Regions from separate parts of the Mus musculus genome. Here region 2 is linked to region 1. The links are chromatin loops, found by intact Hi-C in ENCODE. Cell type or tissue: gastrocnemius. All regions are shown on one strand. Each heading gives the region's core, and the rest is flanking DNA. Links, peaks and the distances in the headings are about the cores only. Region 1 overlaps Xirp2 (xin actin-binding repeat containing 2). Region 2 has its middle 53 kb from the start of Gm1322.

Evidence for each region. Peaks named below come from ENCODE experiments on the same cell type or tissue, not always from the same donor. Only the 100,000 strongest peaks of a DNase experiment are listed, where the experiment ranks them.
Region 2: it touches region 1 in a loop (6-fold over the local background); 11 of 42 quality-filtered maps call a loop at or near these places.

What each region holds. Positions count from the first base shown.
Region 1 is chr2:67,476,026-67,480,432 of GRCm38, forward strand. It overlaps Xirp2 (xin actin-binding repeat containing 2), which reads left to right. Exons shown (of 9, transcript NM_001024618.2): 2 at 693-841. The coding sequence starts at 785. Among named protein-coding and RNA genes, the nearest start is that of Xirp2, 32 kb to the left of the region's middle. In gastrocnemius, for the core only: a CTCF peak has its summit at 1,942 (motif pointing left); a DNase peak (open chromatin) is centred at 1,938; H3K4me3 peaks cover 240 bases; H3K27ac peaks cover 3,639 bases.
Region 2 is chr2:67,224,525-67,228,931 of GRCm38, forward strand. No RefSeq gene overlaps it. Among named protein-coding and RNA genes, the nearest start is that of Gm1322, 53 kb to the left of the region's middle. In gastrocnemius, for the core only: a CTCF peak has its summit at 1,963 (motif pointing right); no DNase peak of the experiment used is centred there.

The sequences.
Region 1 (4,407 bases), core at 317-4,316:
TTCCTAGTGATACTGTTGTTGTTTCTTATGTAATATCTGCCTCGGAATAAAAGGAAAGCATCTATAATCTGCACCCTTTCTTTGTAGCTACATGTACCTCCTTCTTGGTTGAGTGTAAGGAAAAACACAAAGAACAAATTTTCACTTGCTAATATTCCAACTGTATTCAAACCTGCCCCTTAGGAATTTTGTGATCCTGGGGAAGTTTTGTGTTGATGTTTGTGGTTGTTGTTGGTTGTTGTTGTTTTAACTACTATGTATTTTTCTTTTCACTCATGTAAACTTTAGGAAATAGCATCTATCCACAAGGTTGCTAGAGAAACCATTGAGATGTTTCTGTAGTGTTTAGCATGAATGCAACATATAATGATTGAAGAATGTTAATTATTAGATTACACTGTGTTAATAAGTCACCATTTCTCACCATGCTAACTTCAAAAGTAGAATAGATGAACAATAATGATTTTTGTTGTTGTTTTTGTTTTTGTTTTGAGTATATCCTTTGGTATGCACATTTAACTTTGTCCTGGAACTCTGGAGAAAAGAAACTAGCAGAGAAACTTTGTAAGTGGGATGAGACTTTACAGTTCAGGTTTGGAGACCAAGGACTCTAGAAGCCGCCGCTGTTCATAAGTTGATGCTATTTTCTTCTCACACTGACACCTATCTGAAAATGCTACGTTTGTTTTCAGTGACCTTTAACCTTACTAAGCCCGGAGACGTCAGTACTGCTGGGAGTGAGGACCAGTCGGATCTCCTGGAGGCGCTGTCCCTGAAGGAGAGGATGGCAAGGTACCAGGCAGCTGTTTCACGGGGTGACACCCGCAGCTTCTCGGCTAATGTAAGTACCTCTGGCCATGTATGCTGTCTGTCTTCTTGCTTACTTTTGAAAAACCAGAATAGTACTAGTTGAAAATCAAAACAGTTAAATAGTTTAAAAACAAAAACAAATACTAGGCTCTGGGATATTTTTTTACAGCAAACAAAATTAAAACGGAAATCTAATTGAGAACTTCTGACTTGAAGCCTCGGTTGTGCTGTTTGATGGTTGCATGAACCGGAGTTATTCTCTTGACCGCTCCCAGACCTTCAGTTTTATGCACTGAGGAATGGGAATAATTATCTACCACATAGGGGTCTTGGGGAAGAACCAAGGAGATAATTTATGTGGAAGGCAGGAGGCACTCCGTAAATGTGTTGATATTGTCATCATTACCAATTAACCTATAGCTATTCTCCTCAGGAAGGTTGAGAATTCATTTCAAATCTTAATAATGTGGGCTTATGTGCTGCCCTCCTTGGTCGTGTGTATCATTCATTTAAATTCTCTTGCATTATAATTTCTTTTGCTTTTCTCGGTATGTGCTGAATCCATTAGGAGAAGCTTAATCAACACAGAAATGAGAGAGATTATCAATGCAGGCACTTTACTAAACCAATTATGATTATGAGAAACTCTGAGATTCAGAAAGATCACCAATTTTAGCACCAACTCATAATAAGCGATGTTCAAAAGAATTTGTAGGATTCTATAATCTATGTCCTTCAACTTAATGAAATATAAGAACATTCCTTTATGATTGTAATCCCCAATTTAGTCGTGTGTGTGTGTGAGAGAGAGAGAGACAGACAGACAGACACACACAGACAGACAGACACACAGATAGACACACACACACACAAACAGAGAGAATCCCAAAGGTAAGATTTAAAAATAGCTACTCAACATTTACAAATTATTTAGAGGCAAGGCTCACTGTGCCAAATTCATTAACCGTCCTGCAATTGCAGATGACATTTAAGTTTTTACATAGTCATTAAAATACATTTTAGATAGCGCATAGATTTGGAATGAGGTAGAGAAGTGACATGAGTAACTAGACCACTTCACAAACATTATCAGCTCAATACTGCTTCCAGCTAGTCTTCTTAGTGAGCGCCCCCTGCTGGAGATTTAAAGACGTGACTACAAGGTCGTTCTAAATTACTAGGAAAACAGCCATCATCATAATGTATAAAATAAAGAGGACAACAACCAAAAGACTGATTTGCAAGCTACCAGACTTTTTCTAAGACGAAAAAATGCCTCATTCAATGCTTGCTATTGAGTAAACAATGGTGTTACTTTAGGAAGACGTAGATCATTTCCCATAAGTGGATAATGTCATAAAACAGATTAGTACCATGATATGATTTGTATTTCTAACGTGCTAAAAATTAAAAAATTAAAAAAATAAAAAGTAAATGTTTAAAGTGGGCACACATCCCACTTTTAGGACAAAAAGTTTCTAGTAATCAACAACGGTCCTATAGACGATGTTAATTCTGTTTAGTTATTATTGAGCTCTTTTGTATTTATTCTACTGGCTACCATTGCCTAGCTGTTAGGAGAATAGACATTACCCTGGTGTCCTCTGTGTGTGATTATTTTCTGCTCATTGTGGGGTTTGCACCTTCAAATTGGCAAAATATAAAATATTACAAAGAAAGAAATGCTGTGACCTTTAAAATCTAACAAGAAGAAATTTTTTGGTAGTGGTAAACCAACTGTTTGTTCTTGGAAAACAATCTATCAAGAATTTAGTGAAATGAAGCATATTTCCACCATTTTGATGTTTTGTTTTTCTTTTCAAACAATATGCTTTGAATCAGAATAATTTCTAATGTCCATATACATCCAATGGTTTTTATCATAGTTATCACAAATGAGGTGAAACAACCCAGCCTGCCTTCAAGATTTAACTCAGATCTCACTGTAAACCGGAAATAGTTCTGCCCCCCGATTCATAAGTTGTAAAGAATGAGGTGTTGGGTTTGATTAACGTCGCATGGACTGTGGTATCTGGAGGCTATTAAATGTCTTACTTAGTCTTTATTCTGTTGGTATAAAATAAATAAATAAGTAAATAAAATGGATATGAATAATTTAATAATCCTATTCAATAAACGACAGAAATTAGGACTGGTGAGAAAAATCTTCTATATGAAGATTTTTATAGACAAATTATAGACATAGAATTTAGTGAAATTATTTTCAAAGGATTGCACAATTATAAAATTAAATTTTGAGATTCATGATACCAATGCTTTCTTAACTATATTTAAAGTTCCTTTTTCATAGAAGAGACTATTATGGCCCTCAAACTATCATACTCAATTTGTCTCAAATATTATGAACAAGAAAATACTGCAATCCTGAGCTCACAAAAATCCCAGTAAATATAGAAATAAAAGTAAAATAACACTCTTGTTTTTCGGTGTTTATCAAATTCTTCACCACTTAGCTCAATAAGGCCACTTGTGACTCTCTACACAGCTGCCACAAACATTGCAAGTAGAGAATCTGGAAGTCACAAATTTAACCCAAACTGACTCCAATATGTCTCAGACTTGCTTGAACACCTTACAGTGACCAACAGTGTCCTCTCATGTTAACTGCCAGCTGGCAATGGTGACTCTACATACATGTGGTGCTCATGGAATAGGAGTAGCCTGTGAGCAGCCCAAGAAGAGAGAGGGGAGTAATATGTATAGAGTAACAAATTAAATGCCAGACCCTACAGTGTGACTTTGTTCTCTTTATCTTTTTTAACACAGTCCATAAATTTGTAAAAATAAATGTTGCTCTGTGATACGCTTTAATCAGAACTAGCACTAAAATCACCATTTGTCCAACTTCCCAAACTATGTTGTTTCTTGTTAGTCCTGCCCGCCCCCCAAAAAGCCATTCTATGTCATTGATTAGGACTTACATCTTAAATTGATGACCGTGTAATATATTTACCTAGGTTTAACTGTTGAGCATTTAGATTAACTCATTATTATCGACACATCCATTAAATTCCAGATCTTATTTCCCAGCCCAGACCTGAGAAATGGAATACAAGTAAGTATAAAAAGATTTAGCACAAACCAGTCTAGTGATGAGGTCAATAAAAGTAACACCGATTAGCGGCAGCATTCTGAGCATGGTGCTAAGCAAAGCGAGAACACTGGAATGACCCTGTGAGCAGGTGCCACTCCAGCCATGGCCACAAACTGCATGTGCTGCCATCTCATTTGGGTGGACCTTCTCTATAAGAAGGCTACCTAAGCACCATTTTTATCCTCCATGGGGGAGATCTATCTGACTTAGTTTGGCAAACAGCTACAGTGTGTCACCGTGGCACCAACAATAGCAGAGGTAGCACGGTTTATAAGATCATGAAGTCCCAGCAGCTGTCTTTACTTCTGTATGTGTGATATGTCTGCTCCCAAAGCAGATGTCAAAGGAGAGGGATGCATATAGCTCTGTTTCAACCCATGTGGTAGGTAAGAGGCAAGCTGTACAGTTGGTACTTCTTTGAATAAACGATTACTGGAAGAGTATCCAGTTTTTGACACAATAATAATGATGAGGTTTAAAAA
Region 2 (4,407 bases), core at 316-4,315, 250 kb before region 1:
ATGCCTATGTTTCTTGTTCTATCTCAGGAGAAATACTAAAACTTCACCTTGGTGTTCCCACTGCTCAATGAGTAATGACACAGCAATGGCATAGTGTGCAGTCAGTGTTTGTGTACTGTAGCAGTACTGTGATTTGGACAATTACATAGATAGAATTGGAGGGACTATTGCTTGTACTCATCTAGTTTCTGTGCTAGTTAGCTTTTACTGCCGACTTGACACCATGTAAAGTCTCCTAGGAAGAGGGAAAATTCTGTTGAAGAATTATCTCTTTCAAATCAGAATGTGGCCATATGTATTATGAGGGAGGGTCTTGATAGATTGATGTGGGAAGCTCAGGCCATTTGGTGAGGGCTCTGTCCTTATGCAGGTAGGACTAAGCTGCATAAGAATGCTAGTTGAACAAGCCAGAAAATGAACCAGTAGGCAGAGCTTCCCCGTGGTTTATTTTTCATTGTCCTTCCTCTCCAGGTATGGATTGCCACCTGGAAGTGTAACCTGAAATAAAAACATTCCTCCCCAAGATCTTTTGGCCAGAGTGCTTTATCATGGCTATGGGAAGTGAACTAGGAAAGTTACCCAAGGCTTTTCCATAGGCCATTTATTTTTGGAATTATTTGTTCTCTTCATAATAAAATAAATCTCAATTTTGTTTACAAGATGCTTTCCTGCTATTATTGTGCTGATTATAAATAATCTATCATTATTAAAATCTGGACAATCAATAATCTATGCATCTATTCCTTCCTAAACTGTAGAAAGAAGATAACTGCTCTGCTGTAATGCAGATACAGTGCAATCTGCTGATATTTGTCATTGAAATTATTGCCATTTAAAATACACTCAGCTGTCTAGTGAGAGCATGTGGCATTCAGGGAACAAGAGACCACTCACAGGAACCTATGCTTTTATAACAAATATGCAAATATTATATTCAGCCTTACCAAAGACACTCTTCTTCTTCTTCAGTTGTAAATCCTTGTCTTCAGGTCTACATCACCATTAGTGTCACAGCTGACAGACTAGAGTCAGGTTTTCCTTTGGTGTTCTCTGACTATTCATGTTTTGCTCAGAATCTTTCCCCGACAAGAGTTACCTTGAACATTTACTCTCTGCCAAAGATGTGCAATCTCATGGTCCTAGAGTTTACACATGGATAAGCTCCATAGGAGGGGAAATTGAAAGCCTGAATTCCAGTTCTTTTATCTAACAAGTTTAATCCATGTATCTGCAATTTGGTAAAGCAGCAGCTGCCCATGTTCTAGTAGGCAAAGTACACCATTCATAGCCAAGCTCAGAGTCCCAAGACCAGGGCTTGATTGTTCACTCACAGTTGATCCTCAAATTGGGAGGTAAAGATGAGCAGAGCTGGTCAAGTTGAGTGCTGCTTACTGGCATCCTCATGGGACTTTCTCAGCCTGCTTTCCTATAGAACCCAGGACCACTCACAATAAACAGGGCTCTTTCCCATCAAACACTAATTAAGAAAACTCATAACAAGCTTGATTATGGAGGATTTCTCTCAACTAAGATTCCATTCCTTTGAGTGATTCTTGCTTGTGTCACACTCCTTCCTGTCCTACTTGTAGGTAAGGATAGAAGCATCTGTTACTGCTCATATGTCATACCAGGCTGCCTGCTGCCATGCTGCCTTCCATGATGATCATGGACTCTCCCCCTGTATAGCCATGATTGTGATGTCTTGTCACAGCAGTAGAAAAGTAATGCAGACAGCATCCTTTTAGAGTGCGTAGGTCATTTACAATTTAAATAATAATAATAATAGTATTAGTTGCTAGTTACTGCTATAACAAATGGTCTCAAACTTAATGACTTAAAGTATGCAAATTTATAATCTTAAGGTTTACATCAAAGTTCTTCATGAGATCTGGTGACATGACTCACCATGTAGAGGAGCTTGGCTTTTGTGTAGGCCAGCAGGTCTGAGTTTTATTACTGTATACCACAAGATGGCAGGAGAGAGACAACTCCTGAAACCCTTGGACCATAACTTAGCACCTCAGCACCACTGTGGTGCATGAAAGTCCATCACATAATCAGCCAACAAACACAGACACTATTGCATACGTGAGCAAGATTTTTCTGAAGGGACCCTGATATAGCTGTCTCTTGTGAGGCTAAGTCAGTGCCTGGCAAATACGGAAGTGGATGCTCACAGTCAGCTATTAGATGGAACACAGGGCCCCCAATGGAGGAGCTAGAGAAAGTACCCAAGGAGCTTAAGGGGTCTGCAACCCTATAGGTGGAACAACAATATGAACTAACCAGTATCTCCCAGAGCTCATGTCTCTAGCTGCATATGTAGCAGAAGATGGCCTAGTCGGCCATCATTGGGAAGAGAGGCCCCTTGATCTTGCAAACGTTATATGCCTCAGTACAGGGGAAAAACCAGGGTCAAGAAGTGGGAGTGGGTGGGTAGGGGAGCGCGGGGTTGGGGGAGTATAGGTGACTTTCAGAATAGCATTTGAAATGTAAATGAAGTCAAAACCTAATTAAAAATTGGAAGAAAATAAATAAAGTCTGCACACACACACATATGCACACACACTCACATGCACACCAAATAAAATAAACAATTAAATTCTGTGTGCATTTCATTAAACTAAAATTTAAATGTCAACCAGGTATTGTGGTATGTATCTGTAATCCCATACAATTGGGAGGCTCTCTTTGGAGGCAAACATCATTCAGGAGTTTCAGACCAAAGGGGCTTCCATAATGAGACAATTTAAAACAAAATAAAATAAAACAAAACAAAACAAAACAAAACAAAAAGGAAGAGAGAGTAAGAAACAGAGGAGAAGAGAAAGATAGAGACAGAGAAATGGAGATAGAGAGAGGGTGGTGATAGAAGACTGGTTAGGAGAGAGGAAGTTTGCATTCCTTCTAGATGGGCGCTATGAAAGAGATTTCCTTATCATCTCCAGCCTGTAGCTGCCACCCTTCCATTTTGATGCATGATACCTTTACACTATCTCCACCACCCCCCCTTTGGGACAGGGTTTCTCTGTGTATGTCTGGTTGTCCTGGAACTCACTCTGTAGACCAGGCTCAGAAATTTGCCTGCCTCTGCATCCCAAGTGCTGGGATTAAAGGTGTGCACCACCACGCCCAGCCCTTTATACTATCTTTAAACATTAGTAAAAGTCATTCTAGTGCTGTGTTGTTCTAGCCCCTCCTCCTGGTACTGTTTTCCAATTTTAGAATAACTTCTGAGTACACTGGGTTGGTTCACATGGCGTAGGACAAACTTGCTATGATAATGAGGACCCTCATTCCACCTATCACAATACAACTAAGATCAGGTTTGAAAATTATGAATATTTGTCTTGCCTCTATATTTACATATTGAAGAAGCAACAGTTCTGCCTTGTAAAAAAAAGACATCATTCTTGCCTATGTGAGTTGCAAATTACACATTCTTGCTGTGTCTTGTGCATTACAAGAAACGTATATAAAATGAAGGTACTTATTAAAACTCTCAACTCTATAAAATAGAGTGAGGTTATAAAGAAGTGGAAAAATGTCTACAGAAGGCTATGTGGAGCTGTCAAACTTTTTTACAGAAAGCCAATATATATAGTACCATTAGCCAATGAATGCAATTGAGCTAGTCTTTGAATTAAATAACCAAGGGAAGTCTTAATATCAGACATTTAATTTTTAGTATGAAAGGCTTATGAAGTTTCTAGTGAGCCATTTAATTCCATGTCTAATTCTACATTTCACGGCTTTAGATTGTAAATTCTTCAAGCCCCAATGATTTCTGGATGACTGATGGTGTATTCAGGGATACCATTTTTCCAGTTACTAAGTACATTCTGAGCATTGTCATCCAAAAGGATAGCAAATGTACATTGCTTTTGGTATGTAGCATAATTTCAACTTCTCATCTAATGAGAGGCCTGAAGCAGGATAACCAGTTTAATTTCTTGCCACAACTAAGTGTCTTTAAACACATGTTCTGATATTCATACTAAAATATTTGGAAATGAATCTACTTCCATTAAGTATTCATGGGAAGGGACTGTGCTAAAATTTATCCTGTGATGCCTCTGATGGTCAGGGTTCCAAGCATAGGGGAAATATACTTTAGACTATCAGCCCCATAGTGAAACTACATGGAGAGCATCACTCTGGGATTTTCTGATCTTATTACATGGGCTATGAGTGGCCACAATTCATTGTAACAAAAACTGGGGAAGCATTATAATTGTTACAGCTGGATAGTACCGTATGATATTCATAAATACTCTGTTCTCAAATTTAATCAGACAGCAGCCACAAGCTTGCCTAAATACCTTTCAGATACATACATTTGGGATTTCCACCAAGACCAGTTAACTGGAAAGGCACAGGATAAGAATTCTGAGTTTTTGCCAGATC